Linked DNA regions of Homo sapiens: region 1 is linked to region 2. Evidence: chromatin loops called from intact Hi-C (ENCODE). Cell type or tissue: prostate gland. All regions are shown on one strand. Links, peaks and the distances in the headings refer to the core of each region. The heading gives the core; the rest is flanking DNA.

The links. Peaks named below come from ENCODE experiments on the same cell type or tissue, not always from the same donor. Only the 100,000 strongest peaks of a DNase experiment are listed, where the experiment ranks them.
Region 1: a loop joins it to region 2, with 8 times the contacts of the local background. A loop is called at or near these places in 2 of 110 quality-filtered maps.

The regions. Positions count from the first base shown.
Region 1 is chr17:74,219,207-74,234,154 of GRCh38, reverse strand. It overlaps TTYH2 (tweety family member 2), which reads right to left. Exons shown (of 14, transcript NM_032646.6): 2 at 11,498-11,670; 3 at 3,156-3,267. Among named protein-coding and RNA genes, the nearest start is that of TTYH2, 13 kb to the right of the region's middle. RefSeq lists an enhancer at 9,650-10,183. In prostate gland, for the core only: no CTCF peak of the experiment used is centred there; no DNase peak of the experiment used is centred there.
Region 2 is chr17:74,752,977-74,767,924 of GRCh38, reverse strand. It overlaps NHERF1 (NHERF family PDZ scaffold protein 1), which reads right to left. Exons shown (of 6, transcript NM_004252.5): 2 at 5,752-5,913; 3 at 4,405-4,558; 4 at 949-989. Among named protein-coding and RNA genes, the nearest start is that of SLC9A3R1-AS1, 11 kb to the right of the region's middle. RefSeq lists enhancers at 4,186-4,937, 7,590-8,337, 8,338-9,084, 9,085-9,832, 9,833-10,579. In prostate gland, for the core only: no CTCF peak of the experiment used is centred there; DNase peaks (open chromatin) are centred at 6,964, 7,814, 8,954, 9,424 and 1 weaker place; H3K27ac peaks cover 6,544 bases.

The DNA.
Region 1 (14,948 bases), core at 2,461-10,460, 530 kb after region 2:
GGAACCTCTGGGGGCAGGGCCCTGCAATCAGTGTTTACCAACCCTTCCAGGTGATTCTGATGCAAGCTCAAGTATGAAAACTTCTGGGAGGGAGGACTCTCCAGCGCTCAGTGAGCTTATCTGGAAGTGTGGATGGGCCAGGTCAGTGGAGGTAAGGGGCTAAGACCAGGAGGCCTGGGTTCTGGTTTCTGCTCTGAAACATACACATTTTCAACCTCGGGTCAGCAATGCAACCTCCCTGTGCCTCAGTTTCTACATCTGAGGGCTGCCCATCAGCCTGCTGCAGACTCACATGAGAGAGCCTGGAGGGGCCGTGCTGGCTACCAGGTACAGGAAGTTTTGGTATCCCAAAACGACTCCTCTCTACTCCCCTAGACTGGGGCGTGCAGCCCTCCCAGGACCGCCTGATCCCTGAACCACCGCCCCTACCCACCAAGGCACAGGTGTCCCTCTAGTTGGACGTGCATAGGTATGGGGCTTCCAGTCCAGGAAAGGAGGACTTGGAGCAGGGCCCACCCCACTCTGTGGGTGCATCCCTAGAGGGCTTCTTGTTGGCCACTCAGCTGCATGATCTGGCCTCTGGCAAGGCCCAGATCCAGGTCCTGCCTGACCTGTCGACGAGTCCCCCATCTGCCTCTGCCGCCCACAGCGTCCTGGATCCCAGCCTCCCGCTGACCCCAAGGTGATTACAGTAATTAATAGCACTCATAATCACAGTCATACAGCTGAGTGTACTTTACAGTCTACCAGCACTTTCACTGACATTATCTCACTAGTCATTTATCTGATATCCGGACTTCTCCCCTTGGATCTGGGAAGTCTTCTAAGATCTGCTGCCTCCCCTGGAGCCCTGAGGACTGGTGTGCTGGGTGTCCACTCTGAGGCCCAAACCAGCCTCACAGGTCCTAGTAAGGACCCAGTGCCACCTTTCCACCTGGAGGCAAGGCAGCAGCTACACCTGGGCCCTAGGGGTTCACGCCAGAGGGGGAGGTGACCACCCACAGGCTGGAGGCAGCTATGGGCTGGCTGGACCAGTGTGAAGCCCTGGGACTCCTGACCTCACTTCTCGGTAACAACGGAGAGGACGAGGGGCTGATCTCCAGGGATACAGAACCCTTCTCTTTGGGAACACAGGGGATTTCAGAGAGTGGGGCCTGCTGTGAAATGTCCAAACCTGGCCCTGGAGCAGGGATTTCAGAGAGTGGAACCTGCTGTGAAATGTCCAAACCTGGCCCTGGAGCACCATCAGGCCATGGGGTGGGAGGCCCCAGCCTGGGGGCCCGTTCCAGCTCCCCTCCCTGGCAGCTCTCGTCCTGTGGGATAGGGACTTCTAGGACTTGATGTTTTCCCATAAGGGAGTTCTGGGAGTTTCTCTAAACCCGTGAAGGTCATGGCCCTGGTGCCTTCCTGGGCAGGGCAGGGGATTTTCCTCTCGGGGCTAGGTTCCTCCTCCAGTGATCCTGGTGCTGGTGGGTGAAGAGGAGGCAGGCAGCAGGATGGCAGGGAGGGGCAGAGAGAGCCTAGAGGGCAGTGACCATGGGGCCCTTCCCCACCAGGGCCTGGGGCAAGGGTGGGTGCCCAGAGGGAGAGTTCTCCCCAGGCAGGCCACACCTCTGCCTCCCAGGCCTGAGCTGGCTGTCCCTCAGCTCCTCCAACCCAGCCGCCCCAGCTCACCGCGCAAGGCTGTTCCAGACTAGCATCTCCGCACTGGGACTCAGCGCTCAGCTAAGGGGATGGGTCCCAGTGGACACGGGCGGTGGAATGAACTCTGCAAAGGACCAGGGCCCCTGGTTTTGTAGCCACCCTCAGCCCCTTTCTGGAGGCCAGGGCCTCCTCCCACAATTGACTTGGGCACGGAGGAGCAGCACAGCTGTCTCTTTAAGGTGACACCCCCGACCCCCCTTGTTGACTGAGGGATTAAAGCCTTAGAGGAGCTTAAGGGAGCAGGAGGGGGGCAAATGGGGTCCAATCCTCTTCTGGAGGATGCCGGGGCAATGGCCAAATTCTCCTGTTGGGGCTGGATTTTGTGGCAGAGGCTGCTCGGATAAGCAGCTGAAAAGGTCTGGTGCTTAGAGTGAGAATGACGTGTGTGGGGGCCAAGGTCAAACTGTGGGAAAACTCCAATTCCAGGCAGCTGGGGTAGAAAAGGCAGAGGCAGTTTTCAGGGAACCAAGTCCTCAGATGTCCACCCTTGTCGTGCTCCTCCCTGGGCCAGGTCCCCAGCAGAGGGGTGGCAGCCCCAGCAAAAGGCTCGTGTGTATCAGGCAGCGTCTGCCACAAAATCCAGCCCTGGCTTGGCAGAGTAGCCTTCCCCTTCCCCTAAGAGTCTGACACCTCCTCTGGCCAGGCCAGAGCATCCTTCACTGTGAGCCCCCACCTGGAGTCACTGCCTGGAAGCCAGAGCTCCGAGGAGCTGGGGCAGGTCTCCACTACCTTACATCACGGGGCTCTTCAATTTTTTTTTTTTCTTTAATTTTTGAGATGGAGTCTCATTCTGTTGCCCAGGCTGGAGTGTGGTGGCGTGATCTTGGCTCACTGCAACCTCCGCTTCCCAGGCTCAAGTGATCTCCCTGCCTCAGCCTCCCAAGTAGCTGGAACCACACCACAACTGGCTAATTTTTGTATTTTTGGTACAGACAGGGTTTTGCCATGTTGCCCAGGCTGGTCTCAAACTCCTGAGCTCCACATGCCTTGGCCTCCCTCAAAGTGCTGGGAAGACAGGAGTGAGCCACCACGCCCAGCCCTCAGTTGTCTCTGAAGAGAGTTTTTTCCTCTTGGCATCTCCTGGACCTTGCAATACTCCATATGCAGCACTTAAAATGAAAACAAAAAATGCAGTGGGGCTGATTTTCCATGTTCAAGGTCTCCTTTGACAAATCAGAAAGTGTTCGGCTTGTTGGAAAATGGGGTTTGATCCCACAGCTGCCTCCTTTAGTCCTCACCCCCATCCCTGCCACCCCTGCAGGCTTGGAACGCACAATTGCCCATTTGCCCCAGCAGAGGCAACTGCAGCGCAGGCGGGGGTCCAGCCCTCAGGCGTCACACAGCCCCTCCGTGTGCAGCTGAGCTAGCTGGGATCTGACGGGGGCCCTTGCTCTGACCACGCTGACCTTGTGGGCTGTGCCTGTACCCGGCCAGCTGCCCGGGAGCCTTACCAGAGCATCGATCCCAGAGAAGGTGTGGTTGGCATCGTCCAAGGAGTACATCAGCTGGTACGCCCCATCGTTGGTCTCGCTGTTTCCATAGAAACCAACGCCCACCGCAGCACTATAAGCAAGATCCCAAACAGAGGTTAGAGGTGATACACAGAGGAGAATGTTTGCTTATATTAAAAAATAAGCTTAGGGTTGGGTGCGGTGGCTCATGCCTGTAATCCCAGCTACTCAGGAGGTTGAGTTGAGGCATAGAATTGCTTGAACCCAGGAGGTGGAGGTTGCAGTGAGCCAAGATCATGGCACTGCACTCCCTCCTGGGTGACAGAGCTAGACTCTGTCTCCAAAAAAAAAAAAAAGCTTGTTTTTAGAGCAGTTTTAGGTTCACAGCAAAATTAAGTGGACAGTAGAGAGTTCCCATATATCTGCTGCCCCACACACGCACAGCCTCTTACTCCACCCTAAAACCCTGCACCAGAGTGGTACATCCATTACAACTGATGAGCCCAGATGCACACATCATCACCCAGAGCCCACAGCTTCCACTAGGGTTCATTCTCAGCGTTGCACATTCTATAGGTTTGGACATATGGATAATGACATGTGTTGGCTGGGTGTGGTGGCTCACGCCTGTGATCCCAACACTTTGGGAGGCTGAGGCGGATAGGTCGCTTGAGCCCAGGAGTTGGAGACCAGCCTGCGCAACGTAGTGAGACCCTATCTCTGCAAAAATTAAAAAAAAAAATGAAAAAATGACGTGTCCACCATTACCATATCATACAGGGTAGTTTCACTGCCCTAAAATTCCTCTGTGCTCTGCCCATTAAGTACCCCCTCCCCTCTAACCCCTTTATTTTTATTTTTATTTTTTTGAGACAGAGTTTCGCTCTGTTGCCCAGGCTGGAGTGCAATGGCGCTATCTCAGCTCACTGTAACCCCCGACTCCTGGGTTTAAGTGATTCTCCTGCCTCAGCCTCCTGAGTAGCTGAGATTACAGGTGTCCGCCACCACGCCTGGCTAATTTTTGTATTATTAGTAGAAAGGAGGTTTCACCATGTTGGCCAGGCTGGTCTTGAACTCCTGACCTCAGGTGATCCACCTGCCTTGGCCTCCCAAAGTGCTGGGATTACAGGCGTGAGCCACTGCACCTGGCCTTAACCCTTGACCTTTTCACTTTCTCCTTAGTTTTGCCTTTTTCAGAATGTCATAGAGTTGAAACGATACAGTGTGGAGCATTTTCGGACTGGCTTCTTTCGCTTAGTAATATGGATTTAAGATTCTTCCATGACTTATTCCAGCTTGAAAACTCATTTTTTTCAGTGCTGAATAATATTTCATTGTCTGGATGGACCACAGCTTATCCATTCACCTGTTAAAGACATCTTCGTTGCTTCCAAGTTCTGGCAATTCTGAATACAGCTGCTGTGAACATCTATGGAGAGCAGGTTTTTGACTTGAGCTGAGGAACTCTTTCCTGGGGGCTGCGGTGAGTAGGTGGATGACATCTCACATTCTGGCAGGTGGGGCTGGGGGTGGGGAGGTGAAGGTTCAGGGTCCCTGGCAGGCTGGTTCTACAGGACATTTTATTTGGGCAATAGGAAAATACTGTCCTCTAGTCCTAAGACTCCAAAAGTTGGGAGACTGTAGCCAGCCCAAGGGATGCTGATGCAGTAGATCTGGGGAGGGCCTAGGTTACCTGCACTTTTACCAGCCCCCAGGGGATTCTGACACAGGTGGGCCTGGGAATCGCTGAGGTCTACTGAGATCACATACTCATTGCCAACCTTGGGTCTCTCTTGACACCTCCAGGAATTGTGGACTCTCTCGACATCCTCCACCCTTTCCCCCAACATCCTCAGGCCACCCATGTCACAGTCTGTTCTTCCACTGTGAACTCCCAACTTATAGAATGTTCCTTCTTCTACTGAGCTGACACCTGCCTCCTTAAACCACTCACCCCCTGGATCTTCATTTGTCTTCTAGGGCAGCCTGGAAGAAGTTTCCAGTTCTGCACCGTGCCCCATCAGACAGCTGAACCTGGCTTCCTCATAACCCTCTCACCTCATGCTCTCCAAGTGGGCAGGTGTCCTTCTTGGGACTAAGGTTTCAGACCCTTGCCCATGCCATCACTGTCCTCCAAATGAAAGTCTAATTGGTTAATGTCACTCTTAAATGTGGCCTGAGTGAGTCACTCAAGTCCAGGTTGTTCATCAGCTCTGAGCGCAGCAGGGGTCATGCCTTAGGTCCTCCACTTCCCAGGGCACTGACCTGAACTTGCACCCGCCCTGGTTCCCCCCGCCCCCCACTGATCTTGTGGTCTACAAACAGCCCCTGAATTTCTTCCCAAGAATTGCTGTTAAGCCCAGTCTCTCCTCCTTCCTATAGTGCTGTATTGATTTTTGTGTTGTTTTAACCAAAAGCAGAACTTTAAATCTATCCCTGTGAAATCTCATCTAGTTGGTTTTAGTCCAACATTCCAGCATGAACAAATCATTTCAAATCTTGACTCTTGTCATCCATCATATTCCATCTGACCTGCACCACTTGAGACCATCTGAAGATTGATTAAGCAGCCTCCTGAGTTTTCATCCAAAATGCTCATTTGGGTTGGGGTGGGGGGAGATGAATGTACACGTCCACACTTATATTTGTTCTGTTGTTCTTTAAACAACACAGGATCTAGGACGGAACCCCCTGGAGGACTGTGATAGAAACCTCCTACCAGGCGCAGTGGCTCATGCCTGTAATCCTAGCACTTTGGGAGGCTGAGGCAGGCAGATCATCTGAGGTCAGGAGTTCAAGACCAGCCTGGCCAACATGGCGAAACCCCATCTCTACTAAAAATGCAAAAATTAGCTGGGCGTGGTGGCGCATGCCTGTAATCCCAGCTACTCGGGAGACTGAGGCAGGAGAATCGCTAGAACCCAGGAGGAGGAGGTTGCAGGGAGCAACGATTGCACCATTTCACTCCAGCCTGGGAGACAGAGCAAGACTCTATCTCAAAAAAAAAAAAAAAAAAGAAAGAAAAGAAAAGAAACCTCCTTCCAGGGCGCCCTCAACTCCTAATTTAGTGTTTTTCAGGATGTGGTCCTCAGACCACGGGAACAGAATCACCTGGGGAGCCTGTTAAGTGCAGATAAGCAGCCCGGCCCATTCCATCAGTGTGGTCTGGGAATGTGCCTTTTAAAATGAGGTTCCTGTATCATCCAAGATGGGGGGGCAGGAGACATTAAAAAAAAAACAAAAAAAAAAACAAGGTTCCTGCATGCTTTACGTATCTCTGTCTCTCTCTTACACACACCCCCTCTACAGTTTAGAAATCCACTGCATAAGTCAATATTCATTGGGTTCAACCAGAGTTGTGTAACTAGCTTTGAACCCAGTTAAATGCACCATCATAGAAAATGCAACTGTATCCACACAGAGGGGAGGAGCTTCACCAAGTGCTCAGCTGAGATATTTATACATTAAATGAATTGTCTTCCCGTGACCCTCCAATTTGTAACTTTATTTAAAAGAAAATGAACCAATTGTATTGTGCTCTGAGAAGCCCTTTTGTCGACTCCTTGTGTTCATCCTTTTCTAGCTCTCTGAGTCACGATTTAGTGTTTTCCAGGGATTCAATATGAAGCCAGCATTTTCCCATCCTTCTATTCTCTCGGGCCCTGTGGGTTTATCAGCGATGGGCCAGGAGGGGCTGTGAAATTACACCTCATCTTTGGGGATCAGAAATCGCCTTGGGGCTCAAGCCTGTAATCCCAGCACTTTGGGAGGCTGAGGCAGGCAGATCACCTGAGGTCAAGAGTTTGAGACCAGCCTGGCCAACATGGCAAAACCCCATCTCTACTAAAAATAAAAAAATTAGCGGGGCATGGTGGCGAGTGCCTGTAATCCCAGCTACTCAGGAGGCTGAGGCAGGAGAATCTCTTGAACCTGGGAGGCAGAGGTTGCAGTGAGCTGAGATCGTGCCACTGCACTCCAGCCTGGGCGACAGAGTGAGACTCTGTCAAAAAGGAAAGGAAAGGAAAAAGGAAAGGAAAGGAAGAGAAAAGAAAGGAAAGAAAGAAAAATCGCCTTGGCTGTTTAATGAGGTTCTCCTGGTCTCTCCTGGGGTCATTGATCCCACCTGGGCCATAGGAAAAACTGTTCTGCTTGAGGGAGAATAAGCGAGTTGGTGGTGTTGCTTTCCCCCTGGTGTGTTCACACTACTCTTTCCCAAATATAAAATCACTACCCTTCCCCCATAATAGAGGAGAACAAAGAGGTATATCCTCCTATCCCTTTTGCTTTTTCAGGAACCCCTTGTTGGTCTTTTCTTCTGCGGATTCAATCCCCCGCTTTCAGGTGGAATCACATCAGCAGAGCTCATGTGTCCTCCCACCTCAGTGCCCCAACCTTTACCTCCATCCCTTCTCCTGCTGCTGTCCCGACTCTCCTTCCTGCCCCTCCCATAACTCACACCAATCTGGCTGTTCCTGTGTCCCAGTGGACGCAGCTCCAAGGAAGGCGACCAATGACCTCCCACTTAACCCAAGGGTTTTTCCCAACCCCCCTCCCACGTGCAGTGGTCAGCTTGGTTCCTCTTCCTGGAACACGCTGCCCAGTGACTCCTGTGCCCTTGTGGCATTCCCAGCCCTTCCTTGTGGGACACTCTTTCCTGGTCTCCTTCACAGGCACCTTTTGCGTCCTAGCTGTTAAACACTGTGCTTCCTCCAGGCTTGGCCCCAGCCCCCTTCTCTTCTCACTCTGTGCTTCCTATGGCAGGTCACCCATGTGTGTGACTTCCACACTGGCCACCCTCATGACCCTGGCTTTATAACTCCAACTGCACTTGGATGGTTCAAAGGCACCTTAAACTCAATCTGTGTACAACCAAACTGACTGTCTGCTTCTCTTCCCGGTTCCCTGCCAATGTCCCTTGCCTTGGAGGATAGCACTGCCACCCCATCCGGGGGCTTAAGCCAGAAACCTGCAGATGAACTTCAGCAGCTCCTCCCCAAACCTCCCTAGCTGACTCTTCCTCTGGGCACTCCCCTCTGGTCACTGCCCACGCCCAGGTGTAAGCCCGCTGCTCTCCAGCTGGGCCTCCCTGATGGCCTGATTTTACTCTTGCCCGCATCTATGCGACCCTCTGCCTGGACCTGTCCCTCCTCTGTCCCCTGCCCTGTTCTCCATTACAGGGGTTGATCCCTCACACGGAATGTCTCGGGCTCCCCTGCCAGCTGGCTTCTGCCGATGGAGGTGCTGGTAGGAGACTGGAGGTGGTGGTAAGGCAGCCAGGGCCCTGCTCCCCTCGTTCTGCAGCCGCTGATAGGCAGGCTGTGTGGCTCCAGCTTCCCTGGTGACATAGCCTCTCCCTGTGTCCCTCTGGCCTGCAGGTGGTGGTGGCTCCTGCTATTGCTAATCCCAAGGTCGCTCACTGCCCTCATTAGGCCTCTGAGCTCTTCGGTCACCCGGTGGCCACTTCTTCACATTCAAGTCCCACTGTTCCGAATACTCCCGCCGGCCTGGGTTACATTCAACTTGAGTTATCGGGTCACGCTACCTCTTTGCAGAGCCCCTGCAGTGGCTCCCCTGGCTCTTAGAATAAAGACCCCGACCCCTCACAAAGCCTATGAGTTGCTTCATGGTTTGAATCCCATCTGCCCCCTGTGTCTTCTGACCCCGTGACACTTTCCCCATCCCACTGCCACTCATTGCTCACCCCGACCCTCGACAGTGCCCCCAACCCCCTCATCTGCTCCCTCTGCTCTGGCCACATTGGCTTCCTTTAGCCCCATGCTCGCTCCTGCCTCTGGGCCTTTGCACGTTCCTCTTCCCTCTGCCTGGAGGTGTCTCCGCCTCCCCTGCCCCCACCTTTGCCAAGTTAACGCCTTCTCATCCTATGGGTTTGGGTGCCCATGTCACCCAGGAACGCCTGGACTCAGGTGGGCCATCCACTTCTATGCCTGCTCCTTTCCTTCAGAGCTCTCTCCTTAGTTTTTTGGTTGTTTTTTTTTTTTTTGAGACGGAGTCTGACTCTGTAGCCCAGGCTAGAATGCAATGGCGCAATCTCGGCTCACTGCAACCCCTGCCTCCCGGGTTCAAATGATACTCCTGCCTCAGCCTCCCAAGTAGCTGAGGTTACAGGCACTCGCCACCACGCCCAGCTAATTTTGTATTTTTAGTAGAGACAGGGTTTCACCATGTTGGTCAGGCTGGTGTCGAACTCCTGACCTCAAGTGATCCACCCACCTTGGCCTCCCAAAGTGCTGGGATTATAGGCGTGAGCCACCACGCCCAGCCCTCTCTCTTTAGTTGCAATGATTCAAAGCAAACTGGTACACAGTTCTCAGCCTCTGCTGACAGATCATGAAAGCAGACTTGGTGCCTGTTTTCTTACTGCTGGTGCCCTCTTGCCTGGTACAAGTCACGCCCAGAATGTTGTGGGATGGATTCTGCCACGCACATTCCTTCCACCTTGAGTTTTCCCTACACTGCAGATAATTCTTCCATATTAGAAGAATTGACTCCTCATGCCATTCTTACTGTTCCAAAGTATTCTTCCAAAACAAGTTTGTCGTGTGGGTATCTGTGTGTGTGCATGTATGTGTGTATCTGTGTGTGTGTGTGTGTGTAAGAGACAGGGTCTCACATCACCCAGGCTAGAGTGCGATGGAGCGATCATGGCTCACTGTAGCCTCTGCCTCCTGGGCTCATCATCCTCCTGCCTCAGTCAGGACTACAAGCATGCACTACCATGCCTGGCTCATTTTTGTAGAGGTGAGGTCTCACTACATTGCCCAAGGTGATCTCGAACTCCTGAGCTCAGGCGATCCACCCGCCTTGGCCTCCCAAAGTGCTGGGATTACAGGCATGAGTCACCGCGCCCGGCCATGCAGGAGGATTTTTAACACCAGTCACTTCTCAAAGCTCTTCCACTGTACTGGGAACCGCACTCGACTGTGACCTCCCGGCCTGTCCAGAACTCTGTCCTCTGAGTCTCTTATTTCAGCCCCGGCCATGTATTGCAGCAGCCTTGGTCCCCTTCCTTGTGCTCAGAGCTTTGTCCGCCCCACAAGGCTGCTTTAGCGTCTCGCCTGCGTTTTGGCTTAGGTGAGCCTCCCACTACAGGCAGGACGAGATCAAGAACATCTTCCAACAGAGAAGAAACTCGCAGTGGCAAGGTGAGCTGCCTGGGTATGAGAGCCCAGGCATCCTCACCCCCAGGCTGACCAGGACCTGCCTGGCTGCCAGCCTGCTGCCAGGTAGTGGGAGACTCTACTCTCTGGGGTGACCACACCCCAGAAGCGTCTCTGCGTGGACACTAGAGGCTTTTGGAAAAATCATTATAGATTTAAAAACAAGAAAAACGCAACAACTCCTGAAAACAGCCAGCATGCATGTGGACGCCAGCTGGGGTGGAGTGGCCAGGCAGTGTGGTGGGCTGGGTATGGACTCCTGCACGGGAGTTATAAATCCTCACTTTAAGGCCCAGCATGGTGGCTCATGCCTGTAATCCCAGTGCTTTGGGAAGCTGAGGGGGGAGCAATGTCTGAGGCCAGAAGTTGAAGACCAGCCTGAGCAACATAGTCTCAGCCCAGGTGTAGTGCCTCACGCCTGTAATCCCAGCACTTTTGGAGGCTGAGGCAGGTGGATCACTTGAGCTCAGCAGTTTGAGATCAGCCTGGGGAACTTGATGAAAGCCTGTCTCTTCCCCGCCCACCCCCCGCCCCCCAAAAAAAAAGCCAGGCAGGCATGGTGGTGTGCACCTGTAGTCCCAGCCACTTGGGAGGCTGAGGTGGGAGGATTGCTTAAGCCTAGGAGTTTGTGGCTGCAGTGAGCTGTGATCGCACCACTGCACTCTAGCCTGGGTAACAGAGTGAGACCCCATCTTTAAAATAAATAAATAAAAGAAATTCTCCCTTCCTCATCCAAACCAAAGAACTGGCTAACGGCACTAAAAGCTATTGATCTCACAAGAAGATGGAATTGATTTGTGCTGGAGTCAAACTTTCTTCTGACCTCACAGACCCAGGGCAGCAGCTGGCAGGGGCCAGGGACAGAGACTGGAGATGCCCAGTGTCGGTGCAGAAATGCTGCCTGCACAGCTGCTGGGCACAGGACAAACCCACATTGGGGCAGGGTTTGTGGGGGGCCACTTGGGAGACCTTTCTGGAGACCCCATCACCACCCCAGGCATCTGATTCCTGATGCTTGGTAAAAAAAAAAAAAGGGACAACATTCATCTGGGGACAAGCTTTTCCATCAAGGTAGCTGGAGCTCCGTCAGAACATGGTCAAACAGTCCCTGGCCCCTTGCAGACTGAGTCACACACCCCAAGCCCAGCGTCCAGGGACACTCACCAGCAGATGAGCCCGGCCACCACGGCCGTCCAGGTGATGCAGCAGGAGTGGTGCTGCTTGGTCTGCACCGCATCGTCCCGCCGGCAGTGGCATGCACAGACCAGGTAAGCCACAAGGAAGATGAGGTTCAGGCCCAGGCAGACGGCGGCCACCAGCCCCAGGAACAGCAGCGACTGGAAGAGAGCAGAGGCCTGTTGTCACTCTTCATCCCTGCAGTGCGGGGCTCTGGAAGTGCCCTGCCCTTGGGCCCTGAGTGCCCCACTGCCTGAGCTGCATCTCTCGTCCATCCTTCCAAGCTCCACCTAGGGTTCAAGCTCCTACTCTGTAAACAGAGGGCCCGGCGCTGAGGCACTTGGGTGGGAGTGATGGAGCTTACAGGGCATGAGGCCAAGTGGTGGGCCTCGTGGTCAGTGAGGGAGGGGTGCCAGAGCTGGTCTCCGGTTTCTGGTTCAGACCCTGGATGAAGATACGGACCAGGCCCTGCTGATGAAGAGTCCGAGCCACTCAGGAGACAAGGCAGGAATCCCCAGCTAGCAGGGAGGGCTGTGGGTGGTGAGCTCCATGGCCAAGGGAAAAAGGCAAGGAGAGGGATACCGTCCAAGACCAGAGTACCCAGAGGCCTCGGGCGCTGAGTGCCACTGAGGCAGGGCCTGGAAGGACAGCCCTGTGTATCTGTTGCCTCTTCCATGCAAGGACCCCGCTGTCCCAGGCTGGGCATCATCCTCTACCAGAATGTGAAGAGCTTGTTCTAGGTGTTGGGGTCCATCCTGAGAATCGAGAAGCCAGCTCCATGCTTGGGGGATGTGTGAGGGGGCGGGATAGTCAGGATATGCAACTTCTGGAGTCCCTTCCACTGCACCCCACCAGGGACAGCTGAACCTCCAGTGCCAGAGGCAGCAGCAAAGCCAGAATTCTGAGGGGGCCGGAGGGGCCTGAGGCCTGCCTAGCACCTCGGGGCCCTGCAATGGGAGCCAGTCTGTCAGGAGGCCTGGTGCCACTCTCTGCTCATTCATCTCTTGATTTTGCCAGATAGGCACCAGATGGCACCGGGATTGGCGGCCGCCAGCCAGGGCTGGACCTGGCTCTAAGTCAGGCTCCTGAGCTGACAGCCGCCCCTGCTTCCCATGCACCCCCAATAGGGGTTCCCAGTCCCGAATCCCTAGTGCTCTGGGGGTGCTGCTGGGGAAAGCCTGTTTCAGGGAGTCCTATGCAGGGGGTGGCAATCAGCAGGAAGGGGGTACTCCAGGACCCTGCGGTCTAAGGGGGAGACGAGACTTGTGCAGGGACAGGCACACACAGAGATAGACCTGACAAACCAAGGCCGGGCTCTGCAGTCTGGGGCTTTGGGGCCATTTTCCAGGGGGACAGACACCTGCTGGAGGCCACGCTGCCAGCCCTGTGAGATGCGGGCAGGTCTTCGGGCCTCTGACATGGACTGCTCTGCTGGTCACTCTTGGCTGACAGACTTCTCAGCTGAAGTGATGGGGGCAGCCCAGAAAAAGGCAGGAGAGATGGCTCACTTGGGAGGGGAACAGATGGATTTGACTTTGGAAAATGTGGCTTTCCGCCAGGTGTGGTGGCTCACGCCTATATCCCAGCACTTTGGGAGGCCAAGGTGAGAGGATTGCTCGAGCCCAGGAGTTCAGGACCAGTCTGGGCAATACAGGGAGACCCTGTCTCTACAAAAAAATAAAAAATAAAAAATTAGCTGGGCATGGTGGCATCTGCCTGTAGTCTCAGCTACTCAGGAGGCTGAGGTGGGAAGATCGCTTGAGACTGGGAGGTTGAGGCTGCAGTGAACCATGATTGCACCACTGCACTCCGGCCTGGGTGACAGAGGGAGATCCCTTCTAGAAAAAAAAAAAAAGTGGCAGCTGGGAAGCCAGGGCCCAGTAGATCTGGGCACCTCCCTCTCCCAAAGACCTCACAGTGTGGCAGGGGGCTGGGGCTGGGGCTCTCCCCACCTGGACCACTCATTAGCATGGCCTGTCCCCGGGACTGACCCCAGCAAGCCCAGGGATAGAAAGAGATGGTGGAAAGTCACTGCCCCTCTTCTGGTCCTCAGTCCATGCCCCTTCACCAGAGGGCCCTGCAGCCCAGGCCCAGGCAGAGGAGGCCAAGACAGCTGGGAGTTGAGAGCCTCTTTCCTTGAAGTAAAGTTTACCACCCTGTGACCTGTGGCCCTGACATCTTCTGGGAGCTTGTTAGAGGTGCAGAATCTCTAGCCCCGCCCTGGAGCTAGTGAATCAGACCTGCCTCTAGAGATGATCCCAGGCAACATATATTCCATTAAAGTCTGGGCAGCACTGGATTAGTGTCAACAGAAGTTCTCAAACTTTTTCCAGTAGCTTAACTTTTTCTTCAAACTGACTTGCTTAGCAGAGCCCTGCAACACAGAGCTCCATCTGAGTGAGGAGTGGATAGAAATGCCACGTTCTGTCCTGGCCGCCCCTTGGCAGCCCCTGAGGCCTCTCTGCTAAAGCCCAGGGATCCTCTTAATCATTTGCAAACCAGCGAGGCCTGGTGGCATGCACTTGCAATCCCAGCTACTGGGGATGCTGGGATGGGAGGATCACTTGAGCCCAGGAGTTTGAGTCTAGCCTGGGCTAGGCAACATGCTGAGATCCCATTTCTTAAAAAAAAAGTAACCCAACCTCCCAAAAAAAACCCCAACCAAGCCAAAAAAAAAAAAAAATTGCAAATCATTGTGTAACATGCATGCCATGACCCAGCAATTCTGCTTTACAGAAAGGAGGGCTGTGTCCCTCAGAAGATACACAAATGTTCACAGCAGCTTCACACAGCAGTCACAGCCTACACCCAAAAAGACACAAACGTCCACCAACAAGAGAAAAGATATAGAACATGTGTTATAGTCTTAGAATACTATACAGCCATGAAAAGGAAACCAGCCACACATGACGGTATTTCTGGGATGAATTTCCCAGAAGTCAGGTTGAGAGAGAAAGCCAGACATGGAACAGCAGAGAACTGTATGGATTAATTTATATGAAGTTCAAAGTCAGAGATACTCATGAGTAGCCAGAGAAATGTGAATCACCGAATCATTGCTACCTTTGGGAGGGTGCGGATTTCAAGAGAGCACGAAGGGGGCTTCTAGGGGGTCAGGAATACGATCTGATTGGGATGGTGTTGCTCACACACACACATACCACGCACGCAGGTGCTCGAGGGTATAAATTCATTGAACTGAACTGCACACTTAAGACTGCACTCTTTCCTGTAAGTTATTCTTTTTTTTTTTTTTTTGACACGGAGTCTTGCTCTGTCGCCAGGCTGGAGTGCAGTGGTACAATCTCGGCTCACTGCAACCTCCGCCTCCCAGGTGCAAGGGATTCTCCTGCCTCAGCCTCCTGAGTATCTGGGATTACAGGCATGTGCTACCAGGCCCAGCTAATTTTTTTGTACTTTTTTTTTTTTTGAGACGGAG
Region 2 (14,948 bases), core at 4,381-12,380:
TGGGATGGGAACAGACCATCATGGGATTAGCTGAACCGCTCCCTCTCCCTGGGCCACTCCAATGTGGCTTTTAGGTACTGGCTTGCCTTTTGGGCCAGTGACCAGGGAGGGGCTTCTTGGAATGTGGGGACACATGGGGGCATGGGGAGCCCATGTGGTGCTCCCTGAATCTCATGTGGTCCACCTGACTGTTTGCCAGGATTTGACCCCAGGAATCCTGAAACCCTAACCCTGAAGCAGCAAAGGAGGGCCTTGAAAGAAGAAGGTGGATGGAAAGTTCTAGATCCAAAGATGAGGTGAAAGAAGGTTGAGGGCTGGGTCCAAGGGCCCTCCCCCTTGCCAAGTACCCTGGCAGGAGCTCCTAGGGAAGGGGAACCTTTAAGCAGACCCTGCAGAGTTCCTGCTCTGTGGCCTGACTGAGTCGGCCTGTCCCAGAGCGAAGGCTTTGGCTGGGGCGTCAGCTTGGCACCCAGCCCCTTCCTGGGTTCCTCCATGGCTTCAGCTGGCGCCCAGCCCCACCATCTCTTCCCCGGGCCTCACCCCCTTTCCCTTCTGCCCAGGGAAGGGGGGAGGAGGGGCTTTGTTCTTCCAACCCAGACTAGAAGTAGCAGGGGCCCGGCTGCCCGTGGCCAGACACTGAAGCTCTGTTCTTGGGGGGAAGAATGGCCCCTTCTGTATGGTGGGGAGTTGGAGGCGGGGGCTTGTCACCCAGGATGGCGGGCTGCAGAGGGGCCCAGCCAGCCCGCTCCCTCCTGACAGCTTTGGCCCCAGGCAGAGGCCAAGAGGGTTCTGGCAGTTCTATAGCTTGGAGCTGAAGAAGGAGCTGGAACTGGGGACCCTGGGGTTTTGGCCTTAGTCAGATGGCTATCCTACCAACCACAGCACCTTCTGATCTGTCTCATGCACCCCAAGGATTGAAATCCAAAGAGACAGGGGACCCGCCCTTACCTTCTGTATCTCCCCATTGGTGAAGGGCACAGGCAGGGGACCTAGGCAAAGGACAGAGCAGAGGTGAGTCCAGAACGGGGATGGAATAGAGCGTGGAGAGGAGGTAGGAGTTGGGTTTGGGCAGATTATTAGATCTTGTTCCCTGGGTCAACATCTCAAACTTTTTTGACTACCACCCACCATGAATACATTTGCCTTATTTATTTAAAAAAAATTTTTTTTTTATAGAGATGGGGCCTTGCCATGTCATGCAGGATGGTCTCAAACTCCTAGCCCCAAGCAATCCTTCCACCTTGGCCTCCCAAAGTGTTGGGATTACAGGTGTGAGCAAATGTCTGGCCTACGTTTGCCATTTTGATGACTCAGCACACACAAAGATTTTGTGTGATAAAAGTTTCACAAAGCAACACCCTTACTACAGTGTTCTTTGATATTTTTAATTTCATTTCATTAAAAAAAACAAAAAAATGTCTGGGCCAGGCATAGTGGCTCACACCAGTAATCCCAGCACTTTGGGAGGCCGAGGCACCTGGATCACTTGAGGTTAGGAGTTTGAGACCAGCCTGGCCAACATGGTGAAACCCCGTCTCTACTAAAAAAGACAAAAAGAAAATTAGCTGGGCATGGTGGCACACGCCTGTAATCCTAGCTACTTGGGAGGCTGAGGTGGGAAAATTGTTTGAACCCAGAAGGTGGAGGTTGCAGTGAGCCGAGATCACGCCACTACACTCCAGCCTGGGCAACACAGCAAGACTCTGGCAAAACAAAACAAAACAAAACAAAACAAAAAAAACAAACCAAAAAACCTGCTGGTCTCTATCTACTAAATTGATCTTATGAGGCACTGATGGGTCACAAGGTGTTTAAAAAATGTATTGTCTCAGATGGGGATGAAATTCGAGGATGGCTGCCTAATTCCTACCTGGGAATTCCTACCTGGGAACTCCTACGTGGGAAGCTTGTTAAAGTACAGATTCCTGGACCTTGGCAGCACAGATTCTGGTTTAGTGGGCAGGCCTAAGAATCAACATTTTCCAAACGCTTCCCAGGTGATGATGATGACACCAAAATTGGAACCACACCCCAGACTATAGTTAGTACCTGCCTCAACTGAAAGAGAAAATAGTCTGGGCTCGGTGGCTCATGACTGGGACCCCAGCACTTTGGGAGACTGTGGCAGGCGGATCACCTGAGGTCAGGAGTTCAAGACCAGCCTGGCCAACATGGCGAAACCCTATCCCTACTAAAAATACAAAAATTAGCCGGGCATGGTGGCAGGCGCCTGTAATCCCAGCTACTCAGGAGGCTGAGGCAGGAGAATTGCTTGAACCCAGGAGGTGGAGGTTGCAGTGAGCCAAGATTGTGCCATTGCACTCTAGCCTGGGTGACAGAGACTGTGTCCGGAAAAAAAAAAAAAAAGGCCAGGCGCGGTGGCTCACACTTGTAATCGCAGTACTTTGGGAGGCCGAGGTGGGCGGATCACAAGGTCAAGAGATCGAGACCATCCTGGCCAACATAGTGAAACCCCATCTCTACTAAAAATATAAAAATTTGCTGGGCGTGGTGGCGCATGGCTGTAGTCCCGGCTACTCAGGAGACTGAGGCAGAAGAATCACTTGAATCTAGGGGCAGATGTTGCTGTGAGCCGAGATCGCACCACTGCACTCCAGCCTGGGTGACAGAGCAGGACTCCATCTCAAAAAAAAGAAAAAGAAAAAGAAAAAAAGAGAAAATAATCCCAACTCCTATTTGCCAATCAGGAAATGAGGGGGGACGAGAAGGCTCAAGGGGTGTGTCCTGGGTATCCCCTCCCCCAGCCAGTGGGAAACCTGGAGGGGTCAGAGGGAGAGAAGACAGGTCTGGGGTCACCTTCACTGGGCTCACTCAGGGTAGGGGTCCCACATGGCTTCAGGGGTGGCTGTTCCATCTCCAGGGACTGGTCAGTGTAGGGCTTCTTCTGAACTCTTAGCTTAAAATTCCTGGTTATCTTTTCCCTGTCCCCAGTCCAGGACACAGCCAGAGATACCTGACTCTCATCTTCTCCTCCCTTTTGACACCCACAGCCTTCCCCGGGCAAGGACAGGCTGCTGGGACACAGGGTCACTCACTGTCCCCTCCCCATCAGCTCACAGTGGTCAGGGTGAAACCCTGGCAGCCGGAGAGGGGGGCATTCCTCCCTATGGAAAGGGTGAGGATGCCATCCTGGAGGGACTGCGGGGAGGGGACTGTCCCCAGGCCTCTCCCTCTTCAGGTCCTTTGGCCAGAGGCTGCAGCCCCTCTAGCCCGAGAGACAGGCAGAAGAGGGAGGAATGTCTGAGGGGGCCAATTACCTGCAGGGTGAAGGGGTGGGGGAAGCAGGGGACAGTATCCCAGGAGCTGAGTGGAATCCAGATTCCAGCTGTGTCTTCCTCGTATCAGATCCCTAGGAGGAAGGCTGGGGCTTCTCTGGGCCTTAGTCTCCCCCTCAGTGGAGAAGGGGATTATCTGAGTTACCTGGTTTCCATGAACTTGGGAGATAAGGGTAAGGCGGTACCCCACCTCCCATGCCCAGAGCCAGCTAGGGACTTCCAGGGGCCATCCCCTCTTCTAGGAGCCTCAGGCCTTGGATTGCGCCAGAAGGGGACAGGGCCTCCCCAGTGGGCCCTTGCAGCTGGCGATGGGAGTCGCAGGACCTTTGTGTGAATCTCCTTTTACACATACAACCTTGAGTCTCCAGGAGGCCCCACCCACTGCAAAGTCCCAAGAGGTTCCACCCTCAGTATGGCCCAGTGAGCACCCCTGCCCGCTCCAGGGAGCCATCTTCCCAGGGAGAAAGTCCAGACCAAGGAGCAGAGCATGCTTAACCCCTCCCTGCCCCGGTGCAGCAGCCCTGCCCTGTTTGGCTCGGGCCTGGGCAGGGGGAGGCGCCAGGCTTGGCAGGGTGATGGTGGGGGATGGGGAGGGCAGGGGCCCAGGGATTGAAGGGGGACCCACTACTCTCTAGAGCCAGCAAGGCTGAGTTTCCAAGACAACCTGAGAGGAGGGAGGGGGAGGCACCGGCCCCCGTCACTGGACTCTGATCTGACCAAGCAAAGGCTGGAGGCCTCCCCGGAGTTAACCCTTTCCTCACATTGACACTGCCCTGAAAGTCTGCTGGTGGGGACAGGACTGGGGGCTTGGGCCTCCTTTGGGGCTGCAGCTTTGGCCGGGAATAAGAAGATCTGTCCATCTCTCTCACCGACCTCATGCCAGCTGACCCCATCACAAGCCGTCCTCAGAAACCCACTGCCACTCCCTACACTAGGCCCCCGCTCCCCCAGCCCACACCTCTGGGCCTCCCATGAAGGAGGAGGAGGGAGCACCCATGCCGGGAAGCTGCCCACCCCTCGCCTGGGACCCAGCAGTCTTAGCCCTGGCTCACATCCCTGACTTGGGGGGCTCCAGCCCCAGGACGGCCAGTGGCCCCACCTGGCTTACCATTCAGGTGCTCCTGAGATGGGATCACTCTGCATTTCTTGAAGAACTCGTCAGTTTCCCTGTCCACCACCAGCAGCTTGGTCTCGTCCCCGCCAGCCCTGATGGCGGACACCACGTCCCCATGCTGCTTCCCCTCCATGCAGACCCCGTTCACCTGCAGGGCAGGGTCGGGGAGGCGTTACGGACACAGGCCTTGGTTCTGGGGCAGGTAAGTGGAGGGGGGTTGGGGGCAGGGGTGACCACCTTGGTTCTCAGCCAGTTTGCAGTTCACAACCTGGGGATACTGACCCCCGCCATTTCTGCAGAGTCCTGAACTAGGCTGGGGGTCCTCCCATTGACAGTCAGCTGGGGAGGCAGGATACATGGGAAGGGCCAACGAAAATATCCAGACGAGACTAAACAAACACAGCTGGGAGAGATGGGATGGGAGCGAGCTGGGAGGCCGGGGTGGGGCCCAGCCTGGGTAAGGACTTGCTGTCCGACTTCCTTCTCTGGGCCTTGGTTTTCTCACGTGTAAAATGAGAAGTCTTGGGAGAGCTGATCTCTAGCTCTAAGGTTCTAAGACTGTGATTCTGGGACCTGCCTGAGCATTTGGTTCACGTTTCCTCTCCCAGGAGCACAGCACCAGAGCCCTGAATGCACGAGTCTAAAAGCCTAACTCGGGGCCGGGTGAGGTGGCTCACGCCTGGAATCCCAGCACTTTGGGAGGCCGAGGCGGGCAGATCACTTGAGGTCAGGAGTTTGAGACCAGCCTGGCCAACATGGTGAAATCCTGTCTCTACTAAAAATGCAAACATTAGCCAGGCGTGGTGGTGGGCACCTGTAATCCCAGCTACTCAGGAGGCTGAGGCAGGAGAATCGCTTGAACCCAGGAGGCGGAGGTTGCAGTGAGCTGGGATTGTGCCACTGCACTCCCCCAGCCTGGGCAACAAAGCGAGACTCCATTTAAAAAAAAAAAAACTAAATAAATAAAGGCCTAACTCAGGAGAGGGGTTTTGTTACTGCCACCCCACTCTGTGTGCCTGGCAGCAGGGAAGCTCTGGAGATGGCCCCAGACATCTCCCTGATCGATGGGTGAATCACAGGCTGCCCACTGTATCTGCTTGGCAAGGAGGAGTCCAGGGGAGTGGAGGTAAGAGAAGAGTCCATCAGTCAGTCCATCTGTCCTTCCGTCTATCCATCCACCACCCTTCCCTCCCTCCCTCCCATCCACCCATCCATCCAGCAGCTCCAGGTTGGCTATGCCCGTGGGCTAATCAAGCCCATGATGGTATGATGGCTGCCCCAGGTGCTGCTGATCTGCAGGGGGTGGGGGCAGTCAGATAGGAAGAGAGCGAGAAGCATCACCTCCACAATGCGATCCTGGGCCCGGAGCCCTGAAGCCTCAGCCGGGGAGTCTGGGTCCACTGACCGGATGAACTGGCCTGGCTTGGACTTGTCGCTGTGCAGGTTGAAGCCATAGCCACTGGGGCCCTTCTTCATGGTACAGAGCCGAGGCCGAAGCTCGCGCTGCAGGGACAGGGGAGGGTCCATGGCTATTCCACAGTGCCCCAGGTTCTGCCTTCCCTGTCCTCTGCCTGTCCCCATCTCCCCAACCAAGGAAGGTTTGGGAGGATGCAAATTTGCCTAGATCCCTACACAGCAATTTGAGAGGGTTCTGGCCCAGGACTCAAAAGACTTGTGTGGATACCCAGCACCGCAGCTAACTGCTTAGGTGATGTGGATAAAACACTGCTCTGTCCAAGCCTCAGTTTCCTCTTCTGCCAAATGAGGGGTAGGACCAGGTTAGCTCTCACATGCCTGTCCCTTCTGACAGTCTAAGGTGAATCACATGCTGTGTTGATCGGGCCTCTATCCCTCCCCATTGGTGGCTCAGTCTGGCCCTCCTGGAGAGGGGGCAGAGTGTGGCACCCGTCAGCCTGGCTGGGGACCTGGGGCATATGACTGAGGACCCCCAGCCCCTTTGTACCCCGTTCTCTGCAGCAGGGGAGGAAGAGGCAGGTGTTTACTGAAAGCTGGTCAGTGTGTTTACAGTAAAGCCTTCCTCCATATACTCGAACTCTCTCTCACCCCCACCAAGCCGAATGGCCCAGCCAAAAGGGAGCCAGAAGGAGCAGATAACCAAAAACTTATTGTTCAGCACAGCAAGGGGACCTGGACAAGACGGGGCCATCCTCAGGCGTTCCAGGACCTCCTCCCCCGACACCGCTGCCCAAGGGCAGAGGTGGCAACGGAAGCACAGAGACCCCAGAAACAGAGGAGCCTGAATGGGGAGGGGACTGGGAAAAGCAGGGCTGGGCTAAAGGGAGCCCAGTGTGGCTGTGGCCTGGAGGGTGTGACCTACTAAAAGGGCACACGCAGATTTCGAGTGCTTGGACTCAGCTGAAAACAGTTTCCAACATGCTTGGTCCAAAGTAAGCAGCTCAGCTTAGAAGCTGCAGGCCTGGACACACAGTATGATGGAGGGAATATGGGTGTAGGCAGCCGAAGCCTGTGCCCAAGGACTACGCCTGAGTCCCTGTCCCTCTCCCCCTCCTCCAGGCCTGGTGCAGGGCCACTGGCTGCTGTCCAGCCTGCTGGCCCTGTGTTATCACTCAGCACATCAGACAATGAGCAGTGGATAGTCAAGGCTCCCAGCCAGGTTCCAGCTCCCCTGTTTAGGAGCTGTGTGACCTGGGGCAGGTCATTTATGGATCATTCTGACTGCCATCTGCCTCCCAGGGTTGCTGAGGCCCAGTGAGGTCATTGACTTAAACACTTTCTAACTGTAAAAAATCCCTGTGCACACCCAGACTTTCCCATTGTTGTGAATACTAATGAATAGTCATAGGAAGCTGGGAGTGAGATTCTGGTGGGGTGGGGGTGTGTGTGCCAGGCTGCTCTGAAACCCAAATCCCCAGCTGGGAGTGGAGAGGGCCGAGAGGGGTGGGAAGGCGCGCCCAGGAGGGCTTATGGGCCTCTGTCCCAACTTGCCAGCCCCAGGAGGCCGCCACCATCTGCAGGAGACTCAATCCCCAGCCTTTCGATCTCTGGGGGTGGCTAGAGGATGACTTTGCATTCCTTTAAAGGCTTGGGCAGGTCTTTCTTGCCTGGGTTTTCATACCCAAATCCAGGCTCGAGGACCCCTCACCCCAACAACAAAGACGGTTAAGTGAGTGGTAAAAACGTGAGTGGCTCACAAAGGCTCAGGAACCCTGAATGAAGCTCCTCTTGCCTTGTTCTCCCTGGCCCACCCCCTGCCTCACTGCAGGGCCCACTCCCAGCTAGTTCGGCTGTCACCTGCCCCAGGCTCACCCCCCGGCACTCCCACAGCCCTGTGGGATCTTGTTCCGGGAGTAAGTGAGGCTCTTCTCCCCTAGAGCTAATCCCTCCACAAAGCTCCCAGCCAGGCCCTCCCCCGGGCCGCCTAGGTGAGCAGAAACAAGTCTGACCAGTCGCCGTCACCAGGACAGGCGCAGCTTTCTGCTTCAGCCAGACACCCTGAGAAAGTGGGGAGGGTGAAATCTCAGGACAGGCAGGGGGCAGCTCTAGTGACCTCCTCCAACCTCCCTCCACCGTCCCTGCGCTCCCAAAAACCTTCCCATAACAACCTGACTGGGGCTTGTCAGCTGTTTTTGAGATGGGGAAACTGAGGCTCAGAGATGTGGAGCCCACTGCCTGACATCACACAGCCAGAACTCCAACCCTGGTCTCTGACTTGGAACCTGTCCTCCTTCCACCACACTGCAGGGTGCTCCTTAAGGATCCAAGTCCAGAATGGGGCAACCCATTGGGAGGTGAGGACCCAACAGGAGTCAGGCAGCAGAGGGCAGACAGGGGCTCTCTCCAGGGCATCGGCTGCAGCCTCTGCTGGAGGTAGGCTGGGAGCTGAAGAAACCACAACCTACCACAGCCTTCCTTCCGGGCGCTCAGGGCCTCTCGCAGCTGGAGCTGCAGCCTGAGCTGGGGGATGAAGCCTGGTGTGGGTGACAGGGCAGGGGCATGGCTGGACTGGGGGCAGGTGGCTCTGGGCGCCCCCCCCGGCTGGCAGGGCAGGGCTGTGCTAGCTGCCTTTGGGATGCCCATCCTCTGGCCCTGGTCTCTGTGCTGTGGGCTTCCCTTACTGATCTTCAGCCCAGTGCCCCTCGCCTAGTGACATATGGTGCCAAAGCTCCAGGGCCTGCTTTGAGCCTTGCTCCGCTCTGCCAGCACCAAGTCGTGCAGTTCAAGGGGAAACAGGGTACCCAGCCTGAGGGGCTCAGGTGCCCTCTGTTTCCTTCCCCTGCACTGGGACCTGCTCCACTGTTCTGTCTAGATGTGGCTCTGTGGCGGCTCCAGGACCTGAGGGGGTGGCTGGACAAGGAGATGGGAAGCCCCCGGTAGACCCCACCAGCATTTAGACAGCTCCGATGCACCTGCAGAGCCTCCTTCCCAAGTCCCTAGAGACTTCCTCCCCTCACATGGGAAGGGGGGTTCCCACTCTTCAAGGGAGACCAGCCTTGTTCCTCCTCACCCCTCCCTAGCAGGAGCCTCCCAGCTGTCTCCAGGAGGTGTCAGTGCCAGTTGCTGAGTCAGCCCATCAAGCCAGCCCATCCCAGCCTGGGTGGAGGCTGGGGCTGGCAGGGGAGTCCCTTGGGGCAGCCCCCCTGGGGATCTGTGGGGCCTGGCCTGTGGTCTCCAGGCCCAGCACTGAGAGGAGAAGATGGGGAGGTGTGGGGTACCTGGCCGAGCTCAGCCACCATTGCTCTTGGACCCTCACCGCCAAGCTGGGGCAGGGCTGGGTTCTGCCTCTGGGGAAAGGGGATAAATGGGAGTGACGTCCAGGCATGTTGGGCTTGGTGTGTGGCCCCCAGGATCTTAGGAGGAGCCAGCTACAGAGGGGTCCGAAGCATGGTGGGAGGAGGAGACTCAAAAGGAACATAGCCCCAGTGAGTTCCGGAGGGCAAAGTGGGACCTCCAGTGACGACGACAGCCTGGGAGACCCAAGTTCAAGACAAAATCAGGATCTGCTCAGAGAGGAGACTGGCAGAGAGCCAGAATCAACAGGAGGGAACATGAGGCCATGCAGCCGATGGGCAGCGCAGCTGGGCCGGGGTGACCCAGGGCTGGACAGGCTGGAGACTCTCACTTTCACAAAATGCTGGCTGGCTTTCCAGAAAAGACCCTGCCCGGAGAGCTGCCCCCACACCCTTCTCCCGGGGCCTCCTCCACCCTCAGGCTTCCTCCCTTCATCTGTCCTTTCCCCCAGGGAGCTTCACCGCGCCCTAAGTGGCCGCCCCATCACCTCCACCCACGCAGTCCAGGGAGCGGATGGCGGGCACGGAATTCAATAGGCGCCACCAGCAGTCACCTGGAAAGCTGGGGAAAGTCGATACCCTAATCCCAGTGACCGTCTCTGGGGAACAGGCCCAGGGCCGCTCCCTGCTCCTCCTTCCTCCCTTCAGGGAAGGCTGTGGGAGCCTGGGGGCCAACGCCCCATTGGGCCCAGCCCCTCCCTGGCTGATGCCATGGTGATGGGCCCTACAGAAACAGCCCAGCCCGCTTCCTTCGAGCCAGCTAGCTCAGGACCCCAGAGGAAAGGGGCTGGAGGAGTAGGAAGACCACTTGGGTGTCCAGGGGAACAACAGAGGTAACCCCACCTCTCAAGACTGCCCCTCCCCCAGCCCAGGGCTCTTGTTTATGCAAAGAAGACCAGTGCCCCATGCCCAATACAGGAAAATCAGCCCCAACAAGAGGATGGAAGGGGGCAGGACGGCGGGGGCAGGAAGGAACCCTGGCTGTTCTCAGGGGCTGGGGTGTGTGTGTCAGGAGTATGTTGGGTGTAAGAGCCATATTTGCTCTGGGAGACAGCTCAGTTTGTTCCCCAGATTCTGGAGACAGGGCTGGGCCTGGTGCCAGCTCTTCAAGGAAGCCAGGATGGAGACAGCTGGCCCTGCCTGGAGTGCTGTGTGACGGGCAGCCTGGGGGCACTGGGAAGTGACCAGGGGCTCCAGGCACTCAGCCAGTGTCCACACCTCTAGGCAGAAGGTGTCTTCTCCTTACCCTAGGTGAGGTACAGGGGGCTTGGCTGTCACTGGCCCCCTGCGTAGTGGCCCTGATGTCACCTCATTTTACTCTATGGGACCCCCTTCCACCCTCCACATCCCTCCAGGTCTGTGCGGGCGGCAGGGGAATGTTGGATGTGTCCATTTTAAAAAAAGTCACTCACTGCTCCTAGCCCTTGATCTCTTCCTTCCTATTTCTCAGTGGGAAGAGCTTTCCCTGGAGTCTGGTAGGGTGGGAACCAGGAGGGAGACACAAACTAAAGTGAGGTCTGCTGGTCTGACAGACACCCCCAGGACTCAGAGGTCTGAAACAGGTTCTCCTTCTGGCTAGTAACCTCTTCTCCCTGTGCCAGCCATGGAGACCCACGGGGGCAAGAGGGGGCAGAGTCTGGCTCAGGTCTCTGCAGGGCTGGGCAAGCCTGGGATGGAGCAGGCTGGTACCTGGGCTGCAGCCCGGCTGGACACCATCCAGGGCTGGCCGCCCCATGCCTTCCCTGCTGCATCCTTCCTCATCCCTCACCCTCCTCCCAGAAGTCTCTAGATTTAACCCCCAGGGGTTGTCCCAAGGGGCTATTAAGAACCTTCAAGGAGCTTGTGAAATTGGGGCTCAACACTGAAGTAACAAATAGCAGCTGCTATTTACTGAACACCTACTATGTGTTAGGCACCGAGCTCTTTACATGTGTTTTCTTCTTAAGAGCCAATTATAGTCCTAAAAGGAAAGTATTATTGCCAGCATTTCACAGAAAAGGAAACCCAGCTTCAAAAAGCTGGAGTCAGTTGCTCAAGTACACATGGCTGACGGGCAAAGGCAGGATTTGAGCTCAGATCCAGAGCAGCACTGTCCAGTAGATATATAATGCCAGCCATGTGTGGAATGTAAGATTTTCTAGTCATCACATTTGAAAAAGGAAAAATAGGCCGGGTGCAGTGGCTCACACTTGTAATCCCAGCATTTTGGGAGGCCAAGGCAGGTGGATCACCTGAGGTCGGGAGTTCAAGACCAGCATGGCCAACATGGTGAAACCCTGTCTCAACTAAAAATATGAAAATTAGACATATGTGGTGGTGCACACCTGTGGTCCCAGCTACTCCAGAGGCTGAGGCACGAGAACCGCTTGAACCCAGGAGGCGGAGGTTGCAGTGAGCCGAGATCACGCCACTGCACTCCAGCCTGGGTGATAGAGCAAGGCTCCGTCTCAAAAAAAAAAAAAAAAAAAAAAAGAAAGAAAGAAAGAAAAGAAAAATAGGCCAGGTGTGGTGGCTCATGCCTGTAATCCCAGCATTTTGGGAGGACGAGGCAAGTGGATCACTTGAGCACAGGAGTTTGAGACCAGCCTGGTCAACATGGTGAAACCCTATCTCTACTAAAAAAGAAAAATACAAAAATCAGCTGGGCGTGGTGGTGCACAGCTACTTGGGAGGCTGAGGCAGGAGAATCGCTTGAACCTGGGAGGTGGAGCTTGCAGTGAGCCGAGATCGCACCACTGCACTCCAGCCTGGGCAACAGAGCGAGACTCTGCCTCCAAAAAAAAAAAAAACAGGAAAAATAGTAGAATTGAATATTTTATTTAACATAATGTACCCAAAATATTATCATTTCAATGTGTAATCCATTTTTAACAATTGAGCTATTGTACATCCTTTTATTTGTACAATGGCTTCAAAATCTGGTGTGCATTTTGCACACACAGCACGTCTGCATGTGGACCAGCACATCTCGAGTGCCCGGGAGCCTCGCGAAGCTGGTGGCTGCTGCCCGGACAGCACAGACCTGTGCTGCCTGAGACTGCCCCAAACACACTCCTCTAAATACCCCTGGCCATTGCTGTTCCCCTGACCTTAGCACAGGGAGAGGCTGCAGCCTGTCTCGGAGAATTCAGAGCTCTCAGCACCCAGCAGTGAGTGGGACTTGAACCTGGCCAGCATTCTCTGTGTGTTCCCACACCACCCCGAGGTGACCTGGACCTCAGGGAATCTGTAACTCTTGTCCTTTTCTAGGGCCTAGGGACCTAAACATTGCCTAGGAGTCTGGGGACATGGTGAGTTGTCCTACCATGAGGGGAAGGCTTCGGTCAACAGTGAAGACCACCCTTGAGGGGGGCTCTCTGTGCAGGTTCTGGGGAGTGAGGGCGGGGGTAGATACTTGGTTACCAGATTCCAGATTGACCTATCACATCACGTGAGAAGGGATGGGGACAGGAGCCTGCCACTTATGGGCTGAGGCACTGCAAGGATGCCCTGCTAGGGACAGGAGCACCTGGAAGCCCTGGATCCTTACAGGAAGCCAGTTCAAGCAGCCTGAATTTATACCACTGTGATGGTCCAGCTGTGGCTCAGAATATGATGGGCAGAAACACCTGGCAGAGTCAGGCTTCAAGCACAGCCTACTCATGTGGCCAAATGGCTGTGCAGGCACTAGAGTCAGAGGGTTGGGTTCCAAGACACACCCCTGCGCTGTGTGGGAGGAGTCGCTAGCTCAGAGTCCTGGGACCCGCCATGGCCACCTTAACTGATCAAGCCTCAGCCTCCATAGGCAGAGAATGGGGCCAATATCTGCCTCACTGGTGGTCATGTGGATTAAATGAGACAGGCAAGGTTAGTACTTAGCACAGTGCTAGACACAAATAGTAGCTATCATGTATTGAACACTTACTGTCAACCTACAAAATAGAGAAAACAATAGCTAATTTGTCTGGGGGACAATGAAATGCATATTGGCTGGGTGTGGTGGCTCATGCCTATAATCCCAGCACTTTGGGAGACCGAGGCAGGTGGATTACCTGAGGTCAGGAGTTTGAAACCAGCCTGGCCAATGTGGTGAAACCCCATCTCTACTAAAAATACAAAAATTAGCAGGGTGTTGTGACAGGTGCCACCCAGCCTGGCCACCGTGGTGAAACTCCGTCTCTACTAAAAATACAAAAATTAGCAGGGTGTGGTGGCGGGTGTTTGTAATCCTAGCTACATGGAAGGCTGAGGCAGGACAATTGCTTGAACTTGAGAGACGGAGGTTGCAGTGAGCCGAGATCACACCACTGCACTCCAGCCTGGGCAACAGAGCAAGACTGTCTCAGGAAAAAAAAAAAAAAAAAAAAGAAAGAAAGAAAGAAAGAAAGAAAGAAATGCATGTCAACATCTTTATGTCATAGGTAGAGTGCCTAAAGGCACTGTACAAACCTGTTTCCTTCCAGGTAGGGCCACTCTATCTTAGAGCAACGAAAACAGAGGAACATTTGTTATTGGGGTCTAGAGCTCTGGTTTCTCCCTGTAAAGAGTCCTGCAGCACCAACAAGACCTCGGCTGAGCTTCTTCTTTCTTTTTTTTTTATTTTGGAGATGAGTCTCACTCTGCTGCTCGGGCTGGAGTGCAGTGGCGCGATCTCGGCTCACTGAAACCTCCACCTCCCAGGTTCAAGCCATTCTCCTGCCTCAGACTCCCGAGTAGCTGGGATTACAGGCACCTGCCACCACGCCTCGCTAATTTTTGTATTTTTAGTAGAGATGGGTTTTTACCATGTTGGCCAGGCTGGTCTTGAACTCCTGACCTCAACTCCTGACCTCAACTGATCCACCCGCCTCGGCCTCCCAAAGTGCTGGGATTACAGGCGTGAGCCACCGTGCCTGGCCTGAGTTTCTTATTAATTTCCCACCCCACTTTCCCAGGGACCATTGAGATGGGACATCTGGGAAAGGGGAGAAGGACCCCATCTAGACATATGGAGTTCCTTGAGAAGGAAGCCCCCATTCACCCCCCTCCCCCTGTTTTTTTGGTAGAGACGAGGTCTCACTATGTTGCCCAGGCTGGTCTCAAACTCCTGGGCTTAAGCGATCCTCCCGCCTCAGCCTCCCGAAGTGATGGGATTACAGGCACAAGTCACTGCGCCCGGCCAGGAAGCCCCCATCTATCTCCAAGAGAATCATCTCCAGAATTACTGAGTTAACAGGAGCTTGAAGGTAAGAACCAGGGGCTACACTGTTTTGCCAGCAAAGAAAGAGATCCCAACACACAAACAATCACATACCCTGTCCATTTCAAATCCAAACACCCAGCAGCTCAAGCTCTGTTCTGCCCTACCAGAGCTCCAACTTGGTTGGTGTAAAATGGCCCGCCCGCCCTGGGAAAGAGGTTGATGGCCCTCCAGCTAACTGTGCCCCACCACCCACCTTGCTCCCTGGGGTGCCTGCACTCTGACTCTGGGATCAGGGTCAGGGCTGGCAGGAAACACCCCAAACTAGCACTTTCATTTACAAACCTGTCATGCCACCAAATCTTCCCAATAACCCTGCAGGCAGTGCCTTTCACAGAGGTGGAGGCTGAGGGTTGCAGGGAAAAATGAACTCCCAGGATCCCAGAACCAGCACACGGCAGAGCTGGGATTCAAACACTGATCTGGCTGACCCCAAAGCCTGGACTTTTGGCTTTCTAGTTTTCAAATAGAAGCTGCTAGCAGGCAAGAAAGAAGAGTGGGTAGGTTCTATCTGGAATTCCAATCTCTGGGCGGGGCGGGATGAGCTGAAT